Linked DNA regions of Mus musculus: region 2 is linked to region 1. The links are chromatin loops, found by intact Hi-C in ENCODE. Cell type or tissue: left cerebral cortex. All regions are shown on one strand.

What was found. A loop is a pair of places that touch in the nucleus more often than their neighbours do. Peaks named below come from ENCODE experiments on the same cell type or tissue, not always from the same donor. Only the 100,000 strongest peaks of a DNase experiment are listed, where the experiment ranks them.
Region 2: a loop joins it to region 1, with 2.3 times the contacts of the local background. A loop is called at or near these places in 2 of 42 quality-filtered maps.

Annotation. Positions count from the first base shown.
Region 1 is chr1:56,126,285-56,134,284 of GRCm38, reverse strand. No RefSeq gene overlaps it. Among named protein-coding and RNA genes, the nearest start is that of 1700003I22Rik, 110 kb to the right of the region's middle. In left cerebral cortex, no CTCF peak of the experiment used is centred here; DNase peaks (open chromatin) are centred at 3,131 and 4,300; H3K4me3 peaks cover 553 bases; H3K27ac peaks cover 1,970 bases.
Region 2 is chr1:56,237,047-56,245,046 of GRCm38, reverse strand. No RefSeq gene overlaps it. Among named protein-coding and RNA genes, the nearest start is that of 1700003I22Rik, 220 kb to the right of the region's middle. In left cerebral cortex, no CTCF peak of the experiment used is centred here; DNase peaks (open chromatin) are centred at 159, 727, 2,531 and 4,645; H3K27ac peaks cover 1,462 bases.

The sequences.
Region 1 (8,000 bases):
TATGGACTGATACTCTTTAAGGTTTCTCTCTTCCATTCAGTATTTATTATTATAATTCATGAAGGTAGACAAAGATTGGTTTGGGGAGGGACCTGGGTTTAAAAGATAGTTATGATGATTTAAATAAAAATGTGCCCTGAAAATATGCATAATAGGAAACATTATATGAAAAGAGCAAGTTATATTTAGTAAGATATGTATATATACACATAACTATATGCATGCAATAACATTGTGGGGAAAAGAGGCGATGAATTTGAAGGAAAGTAAGGTAGTATATGGAGTGGTTTGGAGGTAGGGAAGGGCGGGCTGAAATGTTGTAATTATATTATAATCCCAAAAGCAATAAAAAAGTGTCCCATAGTCATGGAGAGTTAAATGCTTATCTCCCAGTTGGTGGTTCTACTTGTGGGATTTAGGAGGTATGATCTTGTTGGATGTAGTTTGTCATCGTAAGCAGGCTTTCAAATGTCAAAGGGTCACACCATTGCTTCTCGGTTTTCTATTTTACTTTTTTAGTTCAACATGTGAGGTCCCAACTTCCTGGTTCCTACCACATATGCCACTTGTTGCCATAGTTTCTGTCTAGAATCATAGCTCAAGTAAACTTCTTCTATAAGTTGCTATGGCCATGGTATTTTATCACAGCAATAGGAAAAGATATAAGGCAATAGTCTGCCCTAATCTAGATTTTAATATATAGAAAGAATTCCTATCTCAATTCAGAGCCAAAATAAAAGGCAGCAATACATTGGCTTCTGCCTTTTGTGATTGCTTGCTCTCATTATATACTTGAGGTGACCTATAATTTCTAAGCTTCGTGCCTGCTTTTGAAACCAAGGGGAACATGTAAGTTATGTTTAATAGGGAACATATTGCAGAAGTGCATGTCATTCTTCAAATGGTCTGGTTTAACATGCTTTGCCATAATCTTGTAAAGATAAATTGAAGTGGATTAAAAAGAGAAGTTTAGATATCGAAATTGCCATAGTCCAAAAATGTTTGCTAATGATTAATAGTTTAGAGCAACCTGTGGCCATGATACCTTCAGTGTGGCCTGAAGAGTCTTATTGCAGACGTCATTGCACTTTTACCAAGAGTACTATTCATCAGCAGTACTGTGTTGACACAATCTTGAAGCAGCTGAAATCATGTGACTTAAAAACCAGCTGGATTCTAGACTCAAAATAAGAATGACAAGTCCAGAAGCTGATGTAGGTAGTTCTCAGAGAACTTACCAGAGTGTTGATATTCAACTTTTTGGAGATTAATTTATTTTATGTATATAAATACACTGTCACTGTCTTCAGACACACTAGAAGAGGGCATCAGGATCACATGACAGATGGTTATGAGCCACCATGTGGTTGCTGGAATTGAATTCAGGACCTCTGGAAGAGTCGTCCATGCTCTTAACCACTGAGTCATATCTCTAGCGCCCTGATATTCAGTTTTTAATACATTTCTACTAGTTTGTGGATTAAATGTCATAACATCTTTTATTAGAGTTGTCAGTCTGTAGGTTCAATAATTTTTAATGAGCTTTGGAACATTTTGCTTTTCATTGTAGTTTTCCTTCCTCTTTTCCTCTTTCTCTGACTTGATCTTTCCAACTCCCATTCACCCTTTCTCTATCCTTGTTCCATTTCCTTCCCTCCTTAGCCCTTCCTGGTATTGACTGGGTCCTTAATAGGAACCTAATGTCCTTCTAGATACCAGAGCTGTCAATACAGTTTGTTAACGTTAAGCCTATTATGTGTCAATGAAACAAAATAACACAATGATTTCTACTTCCGAAAGGCATGTACATTCTCTGTACATAAGAAATAATTTCCTTTTTACCAAATCTGGCCTGAGAGTTTGGGAGAATATTTAAGTCAATCCCAAATAATTTTTCTTTCTTTTACTAAAAGGGGATGATGGCTCAGTGGTTAAGAGCACTGGAAACTCTCCCAGTGAACCTGGGCTCAATTCCTAGTACCCACACAGAAGCTCACAACTCTCTATAATTGTAGTTTCAGGAGATCAAATGGCCATTTCTGCCATTCATGGACAACAGACATGTGGTGCATAGACATATATACTGGCAAAACATCTATAAAAAACATTGTTTCATTGACACAGATTTAAAGTGAACAAACTGTATCTATAGCTCTGGCATCTAGCAGGATATTAAGCTCCTATTAAGGACTCAGTCCCCAATGATTAATTTAGTTAGCATTCCTCTGAGCTCAGGATATTCAGGTGTATATAATAGTCATCAATGGCCACCAGTCTGGGCCCTGCTACAGCTTTCTTGTGTTCCAAATTTCTCCAAGGATAGGGCAATAGTTTTCTTCTAGAAACTACTATAAAAACAATATAATCAACTACTTGACTCTAATGTGCAAATTTGAATTTTTTTCAGTGATCCGGTGATACTGTGTACTTGTCTGTAGGCTTGAAGACCTGCTATGTTTTTATGAGCTAGTCAACCTGAAATCTAACAATGGGTTATAAAATGTCACTTTATGAGATGATTAGAGAGAGGGAGAGAGAGAGAGAGAGAGAGAGAGAGAGAGAGAGAGAGAGAGAGAGAGAGAGAGAGAGATAGAGAGAGAGAGAGAGCACTACAATGGAACTTAAAAATCCCACCACAACAACAGATGGTCTGTGCCATTTTGAATTGAGCCTCCCTTAGGAGCAAACCCTTGTAGACGCTATTAAAGTTTCTGCTTGTGTGAGAAAATGCTGTTTCAATATTGATGGCTATATCTGTATGACCTCTATCGAAAACAAAGTCAGCAAGGTTTCCCCCTTGACTCAGGAAGAGTGAAGCACTGAGGCAGGGAGTCTCAAGCCACCCAGCACCACATGCATCTTTGAGAACCGATTAAAATGACAGCAGGGTAACAAAGCTGCACCACTCAATACAAGATTCGCCTCAAGGAATAAAAATAAAACAGGCACATTACTCCTCAAAGACACATATTTTATTTAGTCGTTAAGCATAGAGTGTTGGAATTTTTTGAAGAACTGTTGCTATTTAATAGAGGTGAAAGTTTTAATGTGAATACTGCCTGTGCGAGCTAGTGTGAGCAAAGTTGGCGTGACACATTCTGCTCAAATTAGACTTCTAAATAACTTGTAACAGCTGCAGTGCTTAGAAATCGGTCGGGCTTAAACGATGATGTCATGTGCTTATATAAGTAAAATAGGTGTGTTTATCAGATGAGATGCCTATGAATACTCTGTTATCTGGACAAGACAGTGAGCGGGTATTTTCATCCAGAGGCTGTAAATGTGCCTCTCCTCTGAATCAAAGTTTTTCAGCTCCTAAATGTTTAGCCTCATGCATTCTTTTAAAACACATAGGCCCATTTAGATAGCAGAGATAGGACACACAATATTATTTCATGCTAGTGTGAGAAATTAGCAAACAAAATTGTGAATCTGTATTTGCTTGTTGTGCTCAGTCTTCATTAAAATTCTTGCTGCATAAATGACTTTCTCCTCAGTCCACAGTGAAAATTGCTTAAAACGTCATCCAGAAAACAGCTGAGTTTATAGGACCACATGTTATTTTCTAGAGGCATATGAGCAGCTAAGCTAGCATATAAAATATAATTTTAAGAGCAATTGGAATTAATTAAATTAATTGAATACTTTTCTATTGGTAAACATGCGTCAGAGATGAATTCCAAGGACTCGTTTATAATAAAATTTAAGACAAAAAGCCATACAATTGAGCACAAAGAATTATTATTAAACTAACGTGACTAATGATTGAAGAAAGCAATATTATTTGGAGAAAGGAAATGAAGGAAAATTAAAATTAAGAGTGTGAAGCTTGAAGATTCTTCCCAGTGGCTAGAGTCCTGAACACATGGATAAGTAGATCTGGATTCTCTTTACACTCAGACAGATAGAAAGATGGTAGCAATACCACAAACTTGTTATGATATTGTCCTGTAAAAGATCAGGTTAATTATACAAGTATTACTCATTTATGTGAAAAGAGCCTACACATGCTCTCATGAAAGGAAAGCTCTTAAGAAAGGAATTCATTTTTATTCTAAAGCTCAGGATGCGGCTTGTAAAATGTCCTCCTCCAAAGCCTTAGCTAAGGAGGCGAACCTTCCGTTCAGAACAGCACCCTTCCACGGAAGCTCATCTCCCTTTCTGCAGAACTCGTCTGTCTCTAAAATGGGAGACGCTGGTGCTAACATACTTCCTTTACAGAATCATCAGCGCCTCTCATTTTAGCTATTAAGTATTTAAAGGCAAGTCATTTGAGAGTGAGTCTATCTCTTCTAATCCCATGTAGATTAAATGAAATTCATGTTCTCAAAATGGCTTGTCATCGTAGAAGAGGAAGGAAGACGCGTCTAAGAGGACACTTGGAGGAAGATTTACTTCCAAAAGAAGGCATGGCGATACAATATGGTAAGAGAAAAGGGGAAAAAAACCTGTTTGCTGTGTCCCCTCGGCTGGAGCGTCTCCTGTTTGGAGATATTTCACAAAATGATTTCACAGGCAAATGGTTTAATGCATGGCCAGCCAATTTAGCCTTTATTTTAAATATATTCTTTATGCATATAGATATTTTGAGATTGTGCCTTCTGGAATGATTACTGAAACCACATTGAAAAGTCATTATGCAGAAACATGGGTGTACGAATAGTTCATAGCTCGGGGGAACTATAAATAGAACTGAGTGAATCTTGTTAAAGAGTTCATGTCCTGGTTATTTAAAAGAATGATTTTGGTGGCATTGATTAGCTCTAACACTTCTAATTTGCATCTCACTAAAATAAACTACAAAAACAATCACACTCTTTTTTTTGGGGGGGGAGCTATTGATGAAAATACACCAAATTAGGAAATGAAGAAGAGCCTGGACCTAGAAAAGACATCTTTTTTTTTTTGGTCTATCATGTCAGTGTGCTTTAACGCTAAGAAAATGCAAAACAAACACCTGTGTGAAGTGCACATATTCTATAGGCCTATGTAATGGGAAAGCATCTTACGAGCATCCAGAAATTTCATTGCTGACTTGTTGGAACAAAGTGTATATGATGCTGTTCATTACTCTAATATTACATGACAATACAGATTAAAGGTGGTTATAGTACAACACTAGTTGCTACCAAAGAAACAGAAGAATATGGCTTTAAAACAATTTTTTCTGTATATCCATGAGTTTAATGAAATAAAACAGCATACTAGTTTTGTTAAAATTATAACATCTTTCTTGTAATAAATAGAATCTTTGAAGTGAATAGTGATGTGCCCATGTTATTAACACTTTCTTCTGAGGCTACTTAAGTGATTAGGAATGTCCTCATTGCCACATATTTAAGCAGCTAACTACCTACTAAGCTTAATCGTAGAGCTGGCTATAGGGGTTCCTACCCTGTCACCCCAGTACTTAAGAGGGCGAAGCAAGAAGAACACTATGAATTCAAGGCCAGCTTGAGATTATAGAGCCTGTCACAAGACACAATAAACAAACAAGTTAATTAGCTTTAGGAGAAATGAACAATATTGCCATTACTTACACTAACTGGAATTAAGACACATTTGGAAGACTCAATGCCTACTTGTACACGTTCATGTACATAAACGCATATGCTACTTATGAGGTCAAAAGCAAACATCAGTTACAAAATCATATTGTAATCACTGTATGAGGCTGAAGTTGAAAACCATCACACACATTTAAAATGAGTTGTTCAAAGTCAAGAGGCTTGTTATTTTTAAGTAGCTTCATTTATTGCATAAAACTATGAAGGATATTCATTGAGACCAGGACCAAAATTTTTCCATTAACACAATTGACATAATTAAAGTCTGCATCTATTAAGACTTTGCATTAAGTAGCAGAGTTATCATGAGGGATGTACATTGGATGCTAAGTTTAAATTCCCATGTACAATACATTCCCTCATGCATTCCCCCCCCCCAGAAAAGGAATTACAGATAATTCCATTCTAAATGCATACAGAAAAGCAGCTAATGTTCTCATACAGCATGTGAGCTTGGAATCTTCACATAGTTCTTTCCCTGAACATATTGAAACAAGCTCTCTCACCTCCATCTCTTATGCTACTTACTAATATGGACAGATAACTGCAATCAGTTAGCAGTTTTATCCCTGAATATTAGTTATTCTTACTTCATGAAAATGGTGTAGTGTAATAAGTTCCAGGATTCTTTTACCTTGAATTAAACATTATACAGTGTATACATGCATCACAACTTTTCTGTGCACACACCCACCAAATGTGTACAATTTTATGCTGCCATGAATCATTTAAAATTACTAAATTTTTAAAAGAAAGGAATCAAAGAAGCTTGTGCCATGCTATTCAAATAGGTCCTGTGAAGCATTATGCTGAGGTATGTGATGAGAAAATTAAGCCCATGAACAGCAGGAAAGATGTTTGTGCAACATATGCCAATGAAGTAGTCATTTGCCATCACTTAAATGAACCCAAAAGATAGTATTTTGGGCTTTTATACAAGAAGGAGGATTTGACTGGAAATTTTGAAATCTTTTAAAACTATAGGAAATCACTATGAATACATTTCACATTAAACTGCTAAGAGTTTAATTTAGATCCATCCTATTCATTTTCATTGATGGGTGTTAATCACTCGGCTTTTATTCTATGAATAAAAGCAAGAGTAGTTTGTCTTAAAGGACATGATGAACCTGAACTCCTGTGGGGAAACAAAGTGATCCAAAGACAATGTTAAGCTCAAATGATACACTTGAGCGAGATCTTACTTCTCCCATTTATCAACAAATTATTCAATACATCATCAAATGGTTACAGCCCACCACATTTTAAAAACCAAAGGGTTTGCTGTATTTACTTTTCCGTTGAGGACATGCTGTTTAGGATAGAACCAGCAACACAAGTGGCTGTGTAAGGTCCAGTAAAACTCTATTATGGGTAATATTTGGCCCTCAGTGAAGTTCCTGAACTAAAAGAGATCAACTAGAGTTTAAATCTATTGTTTTAATGACCAAAGGAAGAGAACAGTTAATAGTGGTCAGCCTATGCTAGACGGCTCTGGGGGACTTAGTGGTTTTATTTCTTGGTGATGCAAGTCTGAAGCCAGTATGTCAAGTAGGGATGTGAGGATGCACTTCCAAACTTCAAAGAACTCTTTGATCTAACATATCCCAAACATCTTGTTCAGGGTACTGCAAAGGACTTCGATTAACATTCAGGGACCCAGTCACAATTTATGCAGATTGCTTGAGCCTCACTATTCCTGATGTATTTGTAAGAATGAATGGGTCTAAACACATTGCCTATAACTCAGCCAGACTACTGCCATATAGCTCACATGAACTGAGTCATCACAATATTATGTCAGGACTTTAGGACATGAACACTTAGGACACATAGGCAAATAGCTGGAATAAAATAATGAAGAAAATAAAGCCAATGAATAAGTCATGACTGAAGAACAATATTTTAGTTGTAAACCATTTCTATTCCATTTAGCTGTGAGCATCTCATAAGAAGAGGTTTGTTCTGTAACCACCACCTTCAGGTAAAAAGCAGTGACTCTAAGTGAGGAGACAGCTAAGATGGCAGAAATTCTTCTGTCTTTTTCTTCTACCCTCCTCACAGCAAATATACTAGTAGACCATAAAAGCAAGGATCTTTGGAGCATTTGGCTTTTGAGAACTAGGAGCCCATTATAAATGGAAACCAGGGTAGACCTTACTAAAATTCTATATCTTCAAGAATCTATACATTATCAAATGCAAGGACTTCTATATATGAACCTGAGGACAGCCTCATCAAGATCTCATTTGAGCCTAGAAAAGCAATGAAGAATTCCTAACTTGCCCCCATCCTCTGCCCTGTCACTCTGTTCCAAACTCATGCAGTTAAATATAAGAGACTACAAGGGAAACCAGAGAGCAACTACAATGGCAACAACACGAACAACAGTGGTTTACTATGACCAGGACCATATCTGGAAACACAAACACT
Region 2 (8,000 bases), 110 kb before region 1:
ACATTCCCAAGTACAACAGTAAGATGGCAAGGTGATAGGAGGGCAGATCAGAAGGAAATGGCTTTGTCTATGGACCCTGAAGGAGTTTCAGTGAAACTCGAAGAATAAACAGACGATACAAACTGTCCCTGTCAACATTAAAGGGCCCAGGCATTAAAACCAACATAGGTTTTGGGGTTGGGATTATGGACTTCCTAAAAGAAAATTAATTGTTTTCTGTATCTGAAATGACTGTTAATTCACCACTGCATATGCTATTCGTATCTCACAATATAACACTCGCAGGCAGTAGTTTTACTATGTATCTATAAACTTCAGTTTTCAGTTTAAAATCTCAGATGTTTCCATTTGCATTTAGCTAAAAATTGGCAAGAAGATTGTCATCTCTGATCCAACTTTTTTAATGGAAAACTAATTTTGATTTATGGGGTGGCAAAAATATAAACATTTTAGATAAATCTTTTGCCAATTTCTAGATTAAAAAAACAGTTTTAACTGTTAACTTTGGCCTTTTGAAGGATTATTTTTAACTGAACATGTCAATGTTTTTACCCTACACTGCTTTTTCTTTGTCAGTTCACACAGTAGTACCTTGCTCTGTTTCACAGTCCATGACTCGCTTCTGAGACCCATTCCCAGCAGCAATGTTACAGTCTGAACCCCAGGTCTCCACACCATCAGCCTGTGCTCAGGCAAAAGTAGGCTCATTCCTAGGTCTTTATAGAAAATGTAGACATGCTTTTAAAATAAACATGATAATCATTTTTGTTTTTAATAAAATCCAATAAGGACACGTATGCCTGCGGCTTCAGGATCTCATCAGTGAGCCTTGTTTGTCTCGGGGACCTTAGTAATAGAAGGAAACAGCCTCTTTAGGGGCTACCAGCACTATCCAAGATCAGAACATCCAAGTTTGCTAAGCCCCCAAAGCAAAACTAAATTGGTTCCAACAGAACCTCTGACTTATAACCTTCTTTTCCTACACAATTCAGTTTTATGGAATAAACAGACAATAATGAAGATAACCCTGCATCTTTAAGCAAACTGACCCTTCTGCTTTTATCTCTCATAGCACATAACACTGTGGTCTTTCCCTTAAAGCATTCCCAAACTTTATATTGTAGTCTCACTTAATTATTAGCTCTTATCTTAAAGATGTATTAATATTTTAATGAGTAATAACTGATAACAGTTGACCTATTTTAGAGGCCAGTTCAGTAAGAATATGTTAATAATTCTGCTCACTGCAGAAAAGTATTGATTATTTTGAAGAATAATTTAAATTGAATTAGAATTCACATGAAATATAATGGTTAATCTTTTTCTCAAGTTCCATTAACTTATGGTTTTATATATTTCACTCTTTCAATTGTATGCTATATTCCTCAGATATAATTTTAAGATTCAGAAATGTTTTATGTATTGACATATGTAGACATATACAAGTCCTTCTCTGGCTATTTTGGAATGTAAAATACATTATTATTAATCATAATCTGCTTCCAGTATAATAGAAGACATATAATGATTTTACCACTTTATACTTGTTTAAAATTATATAGACATGTAAATGTGTTTAGATGCTATATATGTATGTATGTATGTGCATATACACTATGCTACATATATTATACATGTGCATAACTATGTATTTATATTATATATGTATATATAATTTTTTAACAAATTAGAAATAGAATATCACTTCATTTTTTAAACTAGTATTAAAACTCAAGTACACAACTCTCTGCCGGCATCATAGACAGAAATACTATACATAGTACAAAGTTTAACAAATTTAAGTATACATTTTAACCTTTTTTTAACAAATGTATTGTCTTGTGATCACCATAAAATTCAGGCTGTAAGTCACCTCTGCCAATCCAGTCTCTTTGTACCCATCATAATCAGTTTCTTACATCCTGCATCATTAGTTTTGTCCTGTTCTTGGGTATTGTTTGCTGCATATTCTAAGCTGTTGTCTTTATACACCAAAACTGTATGGTCCTCAACATAAAGGAATGAATTGTCCAAGAGAAGATAGGGTTTGAAAATTAAACAGAATGACTCCGCAAGCATATAGACGCAGTACATATTAGGCTTTGCATCAGCAGGCTGGAAAGAAATGAGGATGGACAGTACTGTGTAGGTGAGTTTCTCTGAAGTCTCTCTTGTTTCTTTCAGTGTACACACCCTAGTTGTGATCATTAAGGTGAATGGTGTAGATGTGACCAAACAGTGCAAAGACACTGTGTCCTATGTTTTATGCTACACCCCTCAGACACACTGAGAATTATCTCATGCTTACATCTATCTTGGCGTTTCTTTCTAATCTTCCTATTTCATTCATAATTCCACTATGTAGTAAGGCTGTTTGCACGTTAGGCAAAACAGCTTTGGCCATCCAGACTGGGCTGCAGTGGCATGTTACTGACCCGCCCAGATGCCTGGGCATCGCTTAGAAGTGGGTGTGGGAGGGATTGAGCAGGACAGCATGGTTATATGCATTTGCATAATCACCATGACTTCAATACTCAGCAGCAACCCTCACACCGTAGTTATTCCATAAAGATCTGTTGGATAAGTGCAGTACTGACTCATCTGTAAACTGGATCTGAGGCGCAATGTGCACTGCTTAGGTAACAATATGTCGAACACCAGCAAGGTGGCCGACACACAGTAGGTGAACACAGCTACGACATTTATTGCCACAATCACTAGAGTAGTTTGCAAATTAGAAGTCTAAATTAATTATCCAGATGATCCAAAATGGCACTTTTTCACTTGTCTCATTCTCTGTTTTTCTTGGACTCAGGGAACTGAGTTAATTGAATGGCTGCATATATAATACTCCACAGCCGCACTTCCTACTTCTCAATTACTGAGTGATTGACAAACATATCCTTTAAAGCCTTTTTTTTCCAGTTTCACAGATTTTAATGAAATCTCTAAGTCAGCTTGTTCTTCTGCCTGTAGCCATCTCCATAGATTTTTGTAAAACCAAATTTCTTGATGAATCACAAGGAGGAAAGAGGAGAGGAGGGAAGCATGAAAGGAGGAAGGAGGAAAGAGGAGAGGAGGGAAGCATGAAAGGAGGAAGGAGGAAAGAGGAGAGGAGGGAAGCATGAAAGGAGGAAGGAGGGAAGAGGAGAGGAGGGAAGCATGAAAGGAGGAAGGAGGGAAGAGGAAGCATGAAAGGAGGAAGGAGGGAAGAGGAAGCATGAAAGGAGGAAGGAGGGAAGAGGAAGCATGAAAGGAGGAAGGAGGGAAGAGGAAGCATGAAAGGAGGAAGGAGGGAAGAGGAGAGGAGGGAAGCATGAAAGGAGGAAGGAGGGAAGAGGAGAGGAGGGAAGCATGAAAGGAGGAAGGAGGGAAGAGGAAGCATGAAAGGAGGAAGGAGGGAAGAGGAAGTATGAAAGGAGGAAGGAGGGAAGAGGAAGCATGAAAGGAGGAAGGAGGGAAGAGGAAGCATGAAAGGAGGAAGGAGGGAAGAGGAAGCATGAAAGGAGGAAGGAGGGAAGAGGAAGCATGAAAGGAGGAAGGAGGGAAGAGGAAGCATGAAAGGAGGAAGGAGGGAAGAGGAAGCATGAAAGGAGGAAAGAAGAGAGGAAGGATGAAGGAAGACATAGAGGGAGAAGGAGCAGGGGCTGACTCTATAATTCCATTCTATCTTTGCATGGGGAATTCATAACCATGTGGGCTGACTACTTTGAAGACAGATCATTAGAGATGCTCTACTTCTACCCTTTAGCTGCTCGGATAGGAAATTAGTGGACTCAAGCAAGACTGTGCTCCTCTCTCCATCACAATATGACCTGCTCTTATTAACTGTTTCCCCAATCAAAGTCTTCTTTGCCATCTGCATTTGGAATGAAGTTTACATTCTCTAGCTCCTACTTAGCTTGAACTTTCTTACAATGTAATTTCTGCCATTCATACCAGTGTCATTTTTGTAGTACTTGGATGTTATTTGTACATCTATTTCAAGAGAAAGAAAAAAACTGTATTGGTATGAAACATATCCTCACAAGCATTCAAATATGAGTCAGAGAAAAATTAAAAAATAAGGAGAAGGGAGATGAACATTAAACACTATTTCTTTCATTTCTATTCCCTGTCATCTTTCAGAAAATTTTTCTATATGACAAGCTGATCTCCCCTTTCTATTTAAACTTTGACTAAATTATTGGTTACTTAACTATTATGCCACAGTGGCCTAGATACTGCTGCTTCCCCAGGTTGTACTGCGTTCTCTCAGGTAAGCTCTATGAAGTATTCCTTGGATCTTGCCCTGGGTTACTATCTCAGAAAGATGACATAGTCGGCATTGCACCAATAACCACAAATAACAAGTTTCATTAGGAAAAATTATATTATGGTGAAAGGAGACCCTGGACTTTAAAGGTGAGAACTGAAAAATATAGTAGCTACGCTGACATAGCAAAAGGAATTAGAATGAAATTGCTAATTTGGGATTCAGAGAAAGACACATTTCAATGGACCACAATTTGCATTTTTTGATACTAACCAGTTTTGGAAAAGTGTGAGTTACAGAAGTGTATGTGGGTAGTGTGGTATGCTGTGACACAGATGAAGAAGTCACATAACAACTCCCAGAAGTTAGCTTTCTTCTTCCAAAGTATGGGTCCCAAGGATGGAACTTGAGTTCTCAGGCTTGGCTACAGATGCCTTTCTTCACTGAACCACAAGTATGGCCCATAAATATTACTTTTTGATTAAACATTCTAACTGAAAAGTGAGACATGTACCAGATAAATAAGCAAGCACATAGCTGCACAGTAGACAGCAACAGCAGAAACTCTGAATGTCACTCATTCATTTCCATCCTTTCCCTGCTGCTGGGCTTCCTTCCTGCCCTCTAAAGCTGTATCACAAATGCTTGAGATACTATTATAATTTCAAAATGATGCTTCTGAAGCAGGCTGATTCCCACAAGCCCTATAAGGAAACCTATACATTTTTCACTTCGCTAGGGCCTCATTTCACAGTCCTACTCTAAAAATCATCCAAAATTGAACATATTGGAGGCAATCAGCCAAAAAATCAAGACTCCGCCATGATAAGCAAGAAGAGCCAAGAAGAGTGACTGGATGCCACGTGCAGAGCTGTGAAAACCCAGCCTATCTTGACAGAAAATAGATTTACTGTATAGCATGCACTGTAAATGGCAGCATGTGGAGCGAGCAATCACAGAAGCTAAGAGACTCTGTGACATGTCATATCTTAAGCTCTGTGAGCTGAGATGCAGATCAACTTTTTGGTTACTTTTATGCCACAAACCAGCTTCTGGGTATGCGGTTCTGGTTCAACGGATTAGAGAATACATTTTTCAACTTGGTCTGTTATTCTATGACTCAGAGCAAATGGTTTGGGTGCAGTGAAGTTGTTGAGCTAGTTTCTATCTACTTCTTTTCTAGATGTGGTGATATGATCTATCCAGGGACAGGGTGCACTTGCCCCCCTCCCCAGAAAACAGCATAAAATTGTGTGCTAGTTTTGTATTACATGGCAGATATTTGAACCATGCAGATTGTTGTCATTGTGACTTTGAGTTATTTCTAAAACTCAAGGGAAATATTTCTTTTTTATTTTTTATTAGATATTTTCTTTATTTACATTTCAAATGTTATCCCCTTTCCTAATTTCCCCCTCAAAAATCCCTTATCACCCCCCAATACCCCTGCTCCCCAACCCACCCACTTCCATTCCCAGTCCTGGAATTCCCCTATACTGGGGCATAGAACCTTCACAGGACAAAGGGCCTCTCCTCCCATCGATAACTGACTAGGCCATCCTCTTCTACATATACAGCTAGAGCCATGAGTCCCACCATGTGTTTTCTTTGATTGGTGGTTTAGTCACAAGGAGCTCTGGGGGTACTGGTTAGTTCATACTGTTGTTCCTCCTATGGGGCTTCAGTCCCCTTCAACTCCATGGGTCCTTTCTCTAGCTCCTTCATTGGGGACCTTGTGCTCCATCCAATGGATGATTGTGAGCATCCACTTCTGTATTTGCCGGGCACTGACAAAGGCCCCCGGGAGACAGCTATATCAGGCTCCTGTCAGCAGGCTCTTGTTGGCATCTGCCATAGTGTCTGGGTTTGGTGGTTGTTTATGGGAAGGATCCACAAGTGGGGCAGTCTCTGGATGGTTGTTCCTTCAGTATCTGCTACGAACTTTGTCTCTTTAACTCCTTCCATGGGTATTTTGTTCTGCCTTCTAAAAAGGATTCTGAGCTTCTGGGCTAATATCCACTTACCAGTGAGTGCATATCATGTGTTTTCTTCTGTGACGTGGTTGGGAAATATTTCTAGGGAGAAAAAATTGCTTTAGAATACCTAGAAAGCTGGTATGGAAACGTTGTTAAGTTGTCAATCATTCCAGGCCATTAGTGTTTTAGGGAGTATAACGCACAAAAGTTTACATATTCTTTAGAGTTATTTGAGTTTCTTCTACTATAGATATGTAGTGCAAGACAGAGGGACACTGATATTCCGAAATGATGAGGACTTTTGAAGTCAGTCGCCACTTCTTACTTCTTCAATGAAAGGTATTATTTAATAGCATTTTCTATTTGTGAATGTATTGTGAAGTATTTTATATCACTACTGCACGGCTGGGTAGTTGCTGTGGGTTGGTTCCATTAGTGTACATTTCTAAATATCTCAAATGTATTATAATGAATATTACATGATATATCAAACATTGAACATCAAATATTTTATTTTATACAGCACTTCACATGTACTGTACTAGTAAATTTTATATTATATCACAGATACATAGCATTTATCATGGTATTAGTAAATAATATATTTATACTTTTAACCCTATGATTTCATATTCATAGTTTCATAAAATCAGAAGGCCTGGACCATCAACTAAGTTGATGATTTTGTGAAAGTGTGTTTTCTAATGTGTGTTATTAGGAACTGAACCCAGAGCCTTGTGCATGCTAAGCACACTGAGCCCTTTGTCTCTAAAAACAATGTTTCAATTTAATATTTAACATCAAAGCTGCAAGGTGTGTGTATTTCATGCCCAGTGGAACGCTTTAACCAGTGGAAGTTATAAATGCCTCACACAAAAACATGCCACGTGTCACGATATGAGCAAACAAAGTGTGAGAGTCTTTGTTACATATTTGTTTTAGTTATAAGCAGAAACCCTGCAAGCACAATTTTATCTTCACTGTGTAGCAGCCTTTGAGAAAAATCGTGTTTACTGTGAACGATGATTGTAGTTCCAATGGTAGTTTTCTCTTAGTACCTTAGAAACACCATACATTTAGCCAGATACTACACACTCTAAGTTCAATTGGCAATGCTTTCATCAATTTTTTTCTTCATGAACTTTGAATTTTAAATAAATCTTAAATTAGCTGTGATTCACTAGACATACTGAGCAATGTTCTACCCTAACAGAAAAATATATAATTACAAAATATGATCAGTTTTTTCAATATAATTCTGAAATAATGTAGGAAAAAAAACAGATTGGTCTTCATTTTATCTGAGAAAATATTTTTCTAGAAACCAAGAGTTTGGGAAGGGGATCCTACCAAGAATTGGTTCCTGGGGAAAATAGCTTTTATAGTGTTTTTATTAAGATGAAAAGAAACCAAAGTGACCAAGTCATAACTAAATAACTAATAAATAACAACTAAATAACCACATCATGACTTATCAGCTCAGGTCAGGCCCAGAGCCACAGATAATAAAGAACTGGTCTTGATTTCATCAAAAGATAGAACTTTGATCCTCTGAAAGAAGCTTTCAAATATTTGTCTTGAAGGAGACTCAGGATGGCACATGCTCTGCAGAACATAGCCAAACGATGGACATCTATTTCGTTAGTTCCTATGTTGGTTCATTTGAAAAGAAGACCTCTTTCTGTCCTGGAGTGATTTGGCGCTCTATTTCCAACTCCTCTTTTTAATGATGTGCAAAGTTTATTTGCCTCAAATAGGTATTTAGAATT